2 separate regions of the Mus musculus genome follow, and region 1 is linked to region 2. The links are chromatin contacts, found by POLR2A ChIA-PET in ENCODE. All regions are on one chromosome and are shown on one strand. Each heading gives the region's core, a stretch centred on a gene start or an enhancer-like site at or near the end of the contact. The rest is flanking DNA. Distances are from core to core; before and after follow the strand shown. Region 1 holds the start of Plod2 (procollagen lysine, 2-oxoglutarate 5-dioxygenase 2). Region 2 holds the start of Plscr1 (phospholipid scramblase 1).

What was found. ChIA-PET counts read pairs that join two places held with the same protein, here RNA polymerase II (POLR2A).
Region 1: POLR2A ChIA-PET joins it to region 2 with 23 read pairs in Patski. The contact joins the promoter of Plod2 here to the promoter of Plscr1 in region 2. POLR2A ChIA-PET finds 5 or more read pairs at or near these places in 2 of 5 experiments (Patski and embryonic stem cell).

Annotation. Positions count from the first base shown.
Region 1 is chr9:92,539,034-92,544,130 of GRCm38, reverse strand. It overlaps Plod2 (procollagen lysine, 2-oxoglutarate 5-dioxygenase 2), which reads right to left and starts at 1,908. Exons shown (of 19, transcript NM_011961.3): 1 at 1,563-1,908. The coding sequence starts at 1,671. B430319G15Rik (RIKEN cDNA B430319G15 gene) reads left to right here and starts at 1,262. Exons shown (of 1, transcript NR_029474.1): 1 at 1,262-5,097.
Region 2 is chr9:92,248,570-92,253,677 of GRCm38, reverse strand. Plscr1 (phospholipid scramblase 1) reads right to left here and starts at 3,484. Exons shown (of 9, transcript NM_011636.2): 1 at 3,318-3,484.

The DNA of each region.
Region 1 (5,097 bases), core at 659-3,158, 290 kb before region 2:
CAGGTGATCTGCACTCTTGAAAGCCCACTCATCTAGACAACTTAGACCTGAAAGATTATTTATGTAGTAATATCCATGTAGTAATTTCCAGTTATACTACTTCAGGGATAAAACTTACCACAGCTGATAATAAATCTGACCAAATAACCAAACAATGCATCTTTTGCATCTATTAGCTTACCACAGAACATGTGAAACCATCTATCTGTGTGTGTAACCAGAATGGCTACTCCTCACTTGGCTCCATTAATGCAGAAACATTTCCAACATTTAGCTCATAACTGAACTCTGGGCCCACCTACCACCACAGAAACCATGTCTCAGATATTAACCATAGGCTTTATATGAAAAACATTCGTATCTCAAATCCCCTGCCTTAGATATTACAATCCCTTAAAATTTAACATCCAATTCCATGAAATGTAAAAGCTTGCACAGGGAAGTTTTTGTTGTTTTTTTTGTTTGTTTGGGTTTTTTGTTTTGTTTTGTTTTGTTTGTTTGTTTGTTTTTAACCTCAAATTTAAAGGTAGCAGCCTGGCATGGATATACTCTGTAAACAAGTGAGAAGTCGCATCGAGGTGGCATAAAATAGACAGAAGCTGAAGCCAAACTCTAAAATTAGCAAATCCTGGCGGTTATTTTTACTTATCAATAAAAGCTTTTGGTGTTTTAACAAAGACCGTTTTCAGAGTAAAGTCTTATATTCTGTCTCTATTCTCATTTATCTGTGTGATTTTTCTAGTACTATGCTGAAAGAAATACCTTTGATATGAGATAAAAGTTACTTCAAAATCAGAATACTCATACAGGTTCAGATTTCCCTGTGACTGCAGCCAACAAAGCGAGCACTGTTCCACAGAACCAGGTGCTTCTGAGTCCTTAAGTTTCACCTATTGCGCCATGAGAAAGACAAAAACCGATGGTTACAGGGTCCAACTGGACTTGTGCCAAGTGTTACCCTCTGAATTGGAATTCCAAGGTAGAAATGTTTGCTCCTCGCCTTAGTTTCCAGAGGAAAAGAATCTAATTAGTTACTATAGAATGCAAAATTAGCGCATCCACCCACTCATCACCAGAGTGCATCGGGTCATTTAAACGCAAGGCTCAGTTCCAGGGAGCTGAGCCCAGGGCCCAGAAGTAGAAAGGACCAAAGAACTCCCCTGCGCGATACAGCAGCGCTGCAAGTCCCGTTGAGACAAATAGGCGGCGGGGCTCTCCTCTGGCTGAACCCAGAAAGTTTTGTTCACACGAACTTGCCTCCAACTACTAGCTTTAGCTCAGCTTCCGAACACCGGCCAGGGCCAGGGCTCAGGGACGCCCCAAAGTGTAACGGAAGGAGGAGTGGGTGGGAGCACACTGGGTCCGATCGTAGCCGGGTCCCGAGCGCTGCGTGTAGACAGAGGCAGGATGGCAAGCTGCTTCCCGGGGCGCAGGAAAGGAGGTCCCTGCCAATCTCAAAGCAGGGAGCCCCGCGGCTAGGTCCCGCAGGGATGGAGCAAGCAAAGAGGAAACATGCCCAGTTCTCTCTAGACCGCCGGTGGAAACCAGCAAGCAGAGCTCACCTGCAGGGATGCGCCCGGGCGTCTCCTCCGCCACGCCCAGGCCGGCCGCCCAGGAGAGCAGGGCGAGCATGGGCATCAGCCGCCCCGGCCTCGCTCCGCGGTCCCCCATCCGCCCCTGAACCCGGGAGCCGAAGGCCTGTGGCGAGGACTTCTCGCGAGACGCTGAGACCCCGAAGAGCGCAGGACCAGACGTGAGCCCGGGGCTGGAGCGGAGGGCGGACTGGGAGGACTGCGTGGGTACCGAAGAGCACGGAGAGGATTGAGCGGACTTCGGCGGAGTCCGAGCGCAAGGAGCGGACGACGGAACCGGAGGCGCCCGCGGCGCGGGCTTAAGAGCAGCCAAGGAGGGCGGGGCCAGGGCCGGGGGCGGGGCGCTGCTCCGGGACCCCGCGTCCCGGGCTATCCCGGCTGCACCCCCACCCTCCGAGTCGCCTACGCCTACGTGCACCGCCTCACGCCGGGGCTCCAGGGAGCTTGCTTGTGGAACGTGCGCCCCTCTGCTCTCCCGGGGTTCCAGAAGCTTCCTCGGCACGCCCTGGCTAGACCTTCTTTCTCTACTGAACCCGGCGCTCCCGGAGGTGAGTGGTGACTGCGAGGGCTTCAGTCTGCTTGGCTGAGTAGGCGCTTGTCACACTCCCAGCTGTTCCTTCTGAACTTCGCCATCACCGTGTCAAGGAAGGCCATGCTTTGATTTTAGTCTGTAAACAGAAACTTTTCATTGTCCGGTGAACATCTCTGCCGCTGCTGGTGCCAGGAGAGCCATAGACTCTTTCCAGTAATGAAGCTTGTAAACCCGACGGAGTCCAAGCCCAGCTTGGGCAACCTGAGGCTGTGCTTTAACAAGATCGCCCTGCCAGGCACATGGAAAATTACTTCCGAAGATGTAGAGGAGCCATTCCTGGTCTCCTGGGAGCTACCTCCACTGCTTTGGGTTTTGATTAGTATGTCTATGCAAAGTCATTTGTCCTCTGGTTTTTACACTTTTAGTCCCAGGATTTAAACTGAGTTGTGCAGGGGTGAAAGTTTTGACAACTTTGTCTCACACACTCCGTGTATGCTTAAAAATGAAGAAAGAATCAAATTGACCGCGTTCAAGAAGCTCGTAGTTAAATCTTCCTGCAATGGGAGGAGAAAGGAAATACTCGTTCTAAGTCTGATTTTTTAAAGTTAAAATTACTCAAAGTTTATGATCACAGGTTTTGTAAAATTGGCATAAATTCAAGAGGAATACTAGCTAGCAGATTGAAAGCAGGTGGGAAAATGTGTAAATATTAGGAGTGTGACATTTAAAGGAAAAAATAATCATGAGACTGAGCCAGTCCTTGCTGTTTTGAAGGTCTTGGTGTGTCTGTCCTCCTCCCTCTTTTTAATAAAGGAAAATTGGGGAAACTTCAGACATGAGTAGAAATAGTCAAAGAAATGGAAACTGTGATTGCAGAAGAATGGAGTAAGGAAGAATGAAGTGAAACTTTTTTTTCTCTGAAGAGGGTCAGCTAAGAAGTGGATTCTTTTACAGTGTGGGTGGCAGGTGCAGCGTCATGAATCCAAGCAGGGGCAAGTAGAATCAGCCCTCAGAAGAAGGGCTGGTCATTTGGCTAAATATGTTTCCAGAAATCCAGACTTGGGCCTGCCAAGTTCCTTGAACTTGATTTCTTGCTTCCCCGAACCTCTGGAGTCTTCAACTTGCCTGGCTAGTGATGGAATTTCCATGTATGCTTAGCTGTAGAGCCTACCAGTAATTATTGGTTACCATGACAGTCTGTTGAGTCTCAAAGGCAGAACTTAAGAGCCTCTATAAAGCAATAGTCTCTGAGACTTTCAAAATAGCCAGACGCTTCAGTAACAACCTGAAACCAAATCCTTCCAGCCCTCTCGGGTTTCCAGCCCTCCTGTAGGCTGGAGTTGTCTACTCCACAAATATCTACTTCCCATGGCAAACACTCAGCTTCTTTAGCTCATCAAATCCAGATCTTACACCTAGTTTCTTTATCTTCATTAATGATCCTCTTACTTACATGGCTCCAGATTTTTGTCAATCTCTGCTCTCACTAGCACCAACCTAGAGGACTGTTATATTTTTCTTCACATTTTCTCTGCCTTCTTCCATTCATTCTTTCCTGCTTAAGTAACATACCTCTTGATGCCCTGGTTCAAGCTTTTTATCACTGGCCAACTTTCCTGTGGCTGCTTCCTGTACCCAAACTGTGGAACTCTGTATTATGGCTTGACCCATCATACTCATGATTTTTGTTTTCATCCCTAAACACAAAGATTCCACAGAACCGGAAACAATCCTAACCCATTTGCCTACAATTCAAATTATTTCACTAAAATATAAGCCACCTCATTCTGTATCCTACACTTGATTGGTTTGGCATACTTTGTCTCTCACCACAAGATGAATGTTTTGTTTTTATTCTCCAAAATCTGTATAGCACTCTCTTCTCCTTTCCTCTACTCTACACCTGATTTGGCTTCTTGCCATGCCTTCTCAAAAGAGTTTCAGAATCAAGCGGTTCCTGCCAAGAAACAAAAGCAAAATTGTCCTCTTCCCCAGTGAATCTGGATGAAAACAGGTAACAAAATCAGGTACAGCTCTTAGAGAAGACACTGGAGGAGAACAAAGCTGGGTCTATAACAACTCACACAATGGCAAGACTGAAGGTTTATACTGAACCATGGCCATCGATCAGTCCTATCAGATGGAGTTCAACATTTAACCTGGAGACTTGCTCATGTCTAAATTGGGGGTGCAGTTTGTCCAGTAATAATATATATATAACCTCTAAAGAAAAAGAAAGTTTGTATAGCAATCATTGTCATCATTTGGGTTCCTCCCAAATGTCAGCCTTGGTTACAGGAAGAGTGTTCAGAAAAAACTGAGTAGGTGAGGTTGAAGAAAGTCCAAAAAAGACAACCAGAAGTCCATTCATTTTGTAATGTAACCCAGTACATAGGGCCTTTAGTCCACAGACCAGATGCATAATTTACCCCTCATAGATAGCATAGTCAAGGTGCAAGATATCTGCACTATCTTTATTCTCAACTCCAACATTCCTTGACGGAAGGGCCATGAAACTCTGCCTGTTTTCCACACATTCCCAGCATGCTGTGCTCAGAGACACAGCAACCTGCTAATGATTGTGTAACTCTGGACTACAGGAAGTTAGGTTGGCATGCTCAGAAATGGTAAGATCAGAGGAGAAAACAGGAATAAGCCTGCATTTGCAAGTTCATGTTATCTTTCTGTATAAAGACTTCTAACAAACAACACACCCCTCCTTCATTGAACCAACCAGCTCAAGTTAAGCTCAACCACCTTAGAGATTCTGTATCTCTTGTCCCACGAAACAGCTGAGCACGTAGGGAGCCTGCCTGACTTCCTCCTTTGATCTAAGTGAACAGAAAAGCCCTGTGAATGTTGTAGACAGAGCAGAAGTTTGCTTTGAGGTGAGTTAAAAAAGAATGAGATTCCAGATGTTGGATGAAGAATCAAGGGGCAGGTGTGGGTGAAAGGCAACACTACAGACCGATT
Region 2 (5,108 bases), core at 2,235-4,734:
TGGTGTCCGGGGTGGGGACTTCCACATGGAGAAGTGGAGATGGGGTGAGGTGGGGAGAAGGTGTGGGATGTGGAGCAGTCGGAGGGTGGATGGAATATGGCGTGTAAAAAATAAATTAAAATTAAAATATTTTTTTAAAAAAAGCATTTTGGCATATTATAACATCATCTGTGCCTACAAAATAAGTAGGTTGAGGCTCTTTAGCCAGAATTTTCCTGTTAGTGCACACATAAGAACAAATGCCTTCTTGTAAATCACCCAATGTACAAGTTAATCCAGACCACCTTTCTCTTCACAGACCAAATGTCAACACGGGGCTCTATACAACTCAGCAACGCTCTACTACTTTCAAACCATTATTAGAATCTCAAAGAGCTGAACAGTTGAATGAGAGATTTCATGGTGGGCAGAGGGGAAAAAGAATATGATGGGAAAAGTGGTAAGGCAAAATTGTGACAGTAAGTTACATAGCAAATAATTTCCAGGTACTTTTGGTTGTGGTTTAGCTACAAATCAAATAATTTTTAGGTACTTTTAAGTTACATTTTTAGGTAGGCTTTGTACACTTGGAAGGTTTAGAAAATACTTACAAGGAAACACATTCTATCTGTCAAATTGTGGGTTCCGTGATCGCCAAACTGAGGCAGATGAGTATGCAAATATATTTCCACAAATGGTTCAATGCATTCCCACAATGCTTCAAGGCATTGGTGAGCATTTGGGGAAACAGAACCCTCAACTGTGCATTTGTACCAGAAGTGCGTTGCTTACAAATGCAATGTCCTTTGAAATAGAAAGCTTCCTTCTCAAAATCCACGTCACTATTTCATGACCACAAAAAGCAAACAAGCTTAAACTTTGAATGGAACATGGGCAATGCTTTGGATAAAAATAGATTATACACCAGCTAGAACCGACTGAAAACATAGCTGTCAAGTGTTCTACAAAAATAAGAAGTAAATTTAAAGAAGCAAAAAAATACATCTCAAAACCCAGTTACTCTTACTAGAGTTCTTGTATGATCTCAAAATAGCCTTCTGGGAAGCCCATTGATTTTACATTAATATGAGATTTTTCTTTTCTTTTCTTTTTTCCTTTTTGCTTACTTAGAAATGAAGCCCCTGAATCCACTGAGCCAAGATTGTTGTTTACGGCTTCTCAGTTCACTAACTGATGAATTAAGACAGCTCATTTGCATAGCTTCATATTATTATATCTGGTTCAATGAAAACAAAAAAACGCTTCCAGCTTTCTAACAAATGAAATTTGTTGGCAAGAATTTTAAAGGGCACCCCGTTATGTAACACACCAAAGCCCAGAGTTACAGTTTATTCTTGGGGTCAATCATTTAGTGGCTAGGTAAGTTCCCCCCCAAAAAAATTTTAATTTGAAAAATACGAAGAACACTTGTTAACACACGTTAACTAGATGGTTTCACTGAGTTCTATTTATGTAATGCTGTACTACAATAGTGTGTTGTGTACACACAAGCAAATATACTTATATAAATATTTCCTGAAGAAATATTCACTGTATGAACACCCTGGGTTTTCAAGGGGGTATTCATGGATACCACAGGGTCTACACTATGTACATAGTACAAACGCTGTTTACAATGTACGTATAGACAGCAAAAAGTCTATAAGTTTATACTATAGACCATGCAAACTTCTATACAAACACTTCAACCAGTAAACCTGTAGACCCAGGACTAATAAGAAAACTAAGCATATTGCATATATACTGAAAGTACTGTGAGTAAAAATGATGATGTTAGAAAGGTTTAAAGGGGCACAGGTTTATATAGAGGTGGCTGCGGTGCCATTAAGACAGGTAAAAGTCACAAAGAAAAATATCTATCATAAGCCACGCCACGGAGCAAAGGCTGCTGGTGTGTTCAGTGGACACTACAAACAGAGGGTGTTGCTCAACTTGAGGTCCTTGAAGCTAGAATCTCACCTTATTCAGGGGGAATGAAGAATCTCTGGAGTTACACAGCTGAGGAGAGAGAGGTCATGCTGCTCTGTCTGCAAGTAGGGACTCTAGCTGGCTTACCAACAGTCTGGGTTTTTGTTTGTTTGTTTGTTTGTTTGTTTATTATTCAAAGCAGCACAATTGTAGTAAGTATCCAGGTAGAAAGCTCTGTTGTTAGGAAAAGCCAAGAAGGAAACGCCCCCAGGTGCCCGGGGGTGCTTTTTATTAAGCTTCCCTGGTTCCTGGTACCCAGTATTTAGTTCCAACTGCTAAGCCGCTAAGCCGGAAGAAGAGAGTGTAATTGTTTGGGAAGAAAGTATAATTGTTTGTCTTGGAACAGAGAGATGGCCCTACCTAACTTCCAGGAATAAGATTACGGAAATCAAGCCACGCAGGAACCATGGGGAGAGTTGTAGGGATGGGGGCTGTGTCAAGTATTTGATATAATAAAAGCTAGTTTCCACCTTTCCACTTGGTACTTTATCAAGCTTATATTAACTGATTCAAAAGTGAGAACTCTTTTTGTTGTTTTGGTTGGCTTTCCTGTTTTGTTTCTGTAGCACTGGCTGTCTGAGAACTTGCTCTATAGACAAGGCTAGATTCGAACTCATAAATATGCCTGCCTCTTCCTTTAATAAGTGGCTTGAATCTTTAAGTCTTTTACTGTTAACATTTTCAGGGAAGAGATGAATATACAAGAAAAAAAAAACTGTCAGAGTCCAAGGTCTGTAACAAAAGACTGAATGTACACCTAGTGTAGTGGTCTTACCCATTCGGACCTTTACCCGCTTACATCCCCTACTTTTGTATTCTAGAAGGCTATGTATAGTTTTACTAGCCACAATCCCAAAGAAACCTGGGTTAAAGAGCAACAGGCTCTTTGAACGGTTTCTCTTCTTTTATTTCCCCTTCCCTTTCCTGCAACGGGAATCCAACTTGGGCTCGGCGCATTTGAAAAGAGCGCTACCACAGAGCTACAAGTGAGCCCAGCTTCTGCACTGCATCAGGACTGCTCTTGGCTGTGAAGCAGTGTGCTAAACTGGAGACGATCCCGTGGGAACTAGCGAAGAAGGGTCACGAGTGTGGATTGCCGAGCAGCGGCCCGGACAGCAGAGCTTCTGGCTGAGTTCCCTCCCCACTTCCGGGGTCACGAGCCCAAGTCTTTCGGCCATTGCTCCCAGTCTTCAGACCATAACCTCTGCCGCCTGAGCAAACCGCCTCCAGCCCTTGCTCTTGCTCCCTCTCCACCCATCCGCATCTCCCGCGCCCATCACCGTACCCGGCTCCTTTGTGCGCACAGATCCGCGAGCTCTGTCCCGGAACGCGCAGAAAGCGGGACTCACCTGAGGCTCCTTCTGTTCTGAAGTCCGTGAGTCCCAATCCCTTGCTGGTGGCGCTGCAGTAGCCCGGCTTTCCCTCGCAGAGGGGACTCACTCTGAATGACGCGAGCTCTGCCTGCACTCCTGAATCCTCTAGCTGCGCCCAGAGGCCTGGCAGGACCTTGCCCGCCCCGCCCACCAGCAAGGCAAAAGGAAGTGGGATTTTGATTGCCTTGGAAAGAAAGGCTATTCATCACCTGGGGAGTGGCCTCTTCTCGGAACTTTCTTTACACTGCCTGATCTCAACCACCCAACCTATTTGGGTACTGTGCGGGAAATCGGGCTTCCTCAAACTTACTTTCCTGCTTTGCACACTTTCTTAAGTATGCATCGATTACCACATCTGTTCCATCAGCCCTGTTTGCACTTTCAAGTTTGTTGATCTCTTTCCTAGCAGATTTCTCTCCTCTTTTTAAAAATCTTATGGGTTTTATATAACCGTTTCACGCCGTTTGCTGGTAGCAGTCTTTGCTTTCTTTTTACTACAGTCTGTGAAAAAGTACCACCCTTAACTAGAAAACATTCAGGTTTGGTTTGAACTGTGCGGCTCACTCACCAGAAAAATCAGCATCTGTTTTGTTTAGTAAAGCGGTGCTTCTTAAATTACAGCCCGAGAAGAGTCACCGAGCTGAAACTACATTAGGTCATGCCTTCAAAGATTCTGACTTAGTATGCCTCGTGTGGACATTTCTAAGAAATTTCCAATTATCTAAAAATACCTTCCTATGACACAGAAGGTATTTTTCCCCCGCCTGCATTTTATGCATCATTTGGTACTCTTGGGGGAGGGAGAGTTATGAAAGGATGATGAAAGGGTTACAGGTGAATTTTGAGTCTTCACTCTTCTTTCCCTGTGATTGGTGCGTTTCTAAGTATATTCAACTAAAAATCTGGGGAGCATCTTGGGAGGGGCCCACTACTTGCATATGTGTATATTTCTGCATGTACATAAATACCAGTGTGCATAGAATATACTGTTCTTCCATAGAAAGCCATGATGCATGGAAAAGTGAACCTCACATATAAAGAGTCTGAGACCATGGCACTCCAATGCTGGAGAAAGGAACCGGGAACTTAGCATCGCTCAATGTGATTTGTAACTTCAACTGGCTTGCTGTTAGGCACTCAGGATGTTTATCTTTATTCTTTAGCTGATTTCATACTCGGAGCAAACAAGGATCTTCACTGTCCACTCTTTGCATAAATGGGATCATTTCATTTGAATTTTAATTTAAGCAGTTGGAGTATTTTTATAGGTAAAACCTTGTAGAAGTGAAACATTGGGGCGTTCTGTCTAAGTAAGAGTCTTCCTACTGTCTTCACCTCTGTTGTGTTTCCTAGGCTAACTGCTGTTACCAGTAGCTCCAAGACTTGGCCACAGGGGAGTCGGTGAGCTAGGGCTTCATGGGCAGCCGCTGCTGGGTAGTGGCTCACTCTGTGTTTGTTTCCTTTCCTAATGTCTTCATACCTCAAGCCCACCTAAGTTTTCTACTTAGAAAAACTAGCCTCAGCCAACAGTTTAAATGTTGAATCACTAACACTAACTCGTTATTAATATCAGGAAGTCAAGTTATTTTAGGCAATGTGTCTTCCTACGTTCCAAACTTTAATAGCGTACTGAAGATACAACAGGTAACTGAATAGACATGTTCCTGTTTGGTTGTGGTGGTGGTGGTGGTGTGTGTGTGTGTGTGTGTGTGTGTTGGTGTGAGTGTATGTGTGGCATGCTGCTTCCTAGATGTATATTAAACTCCA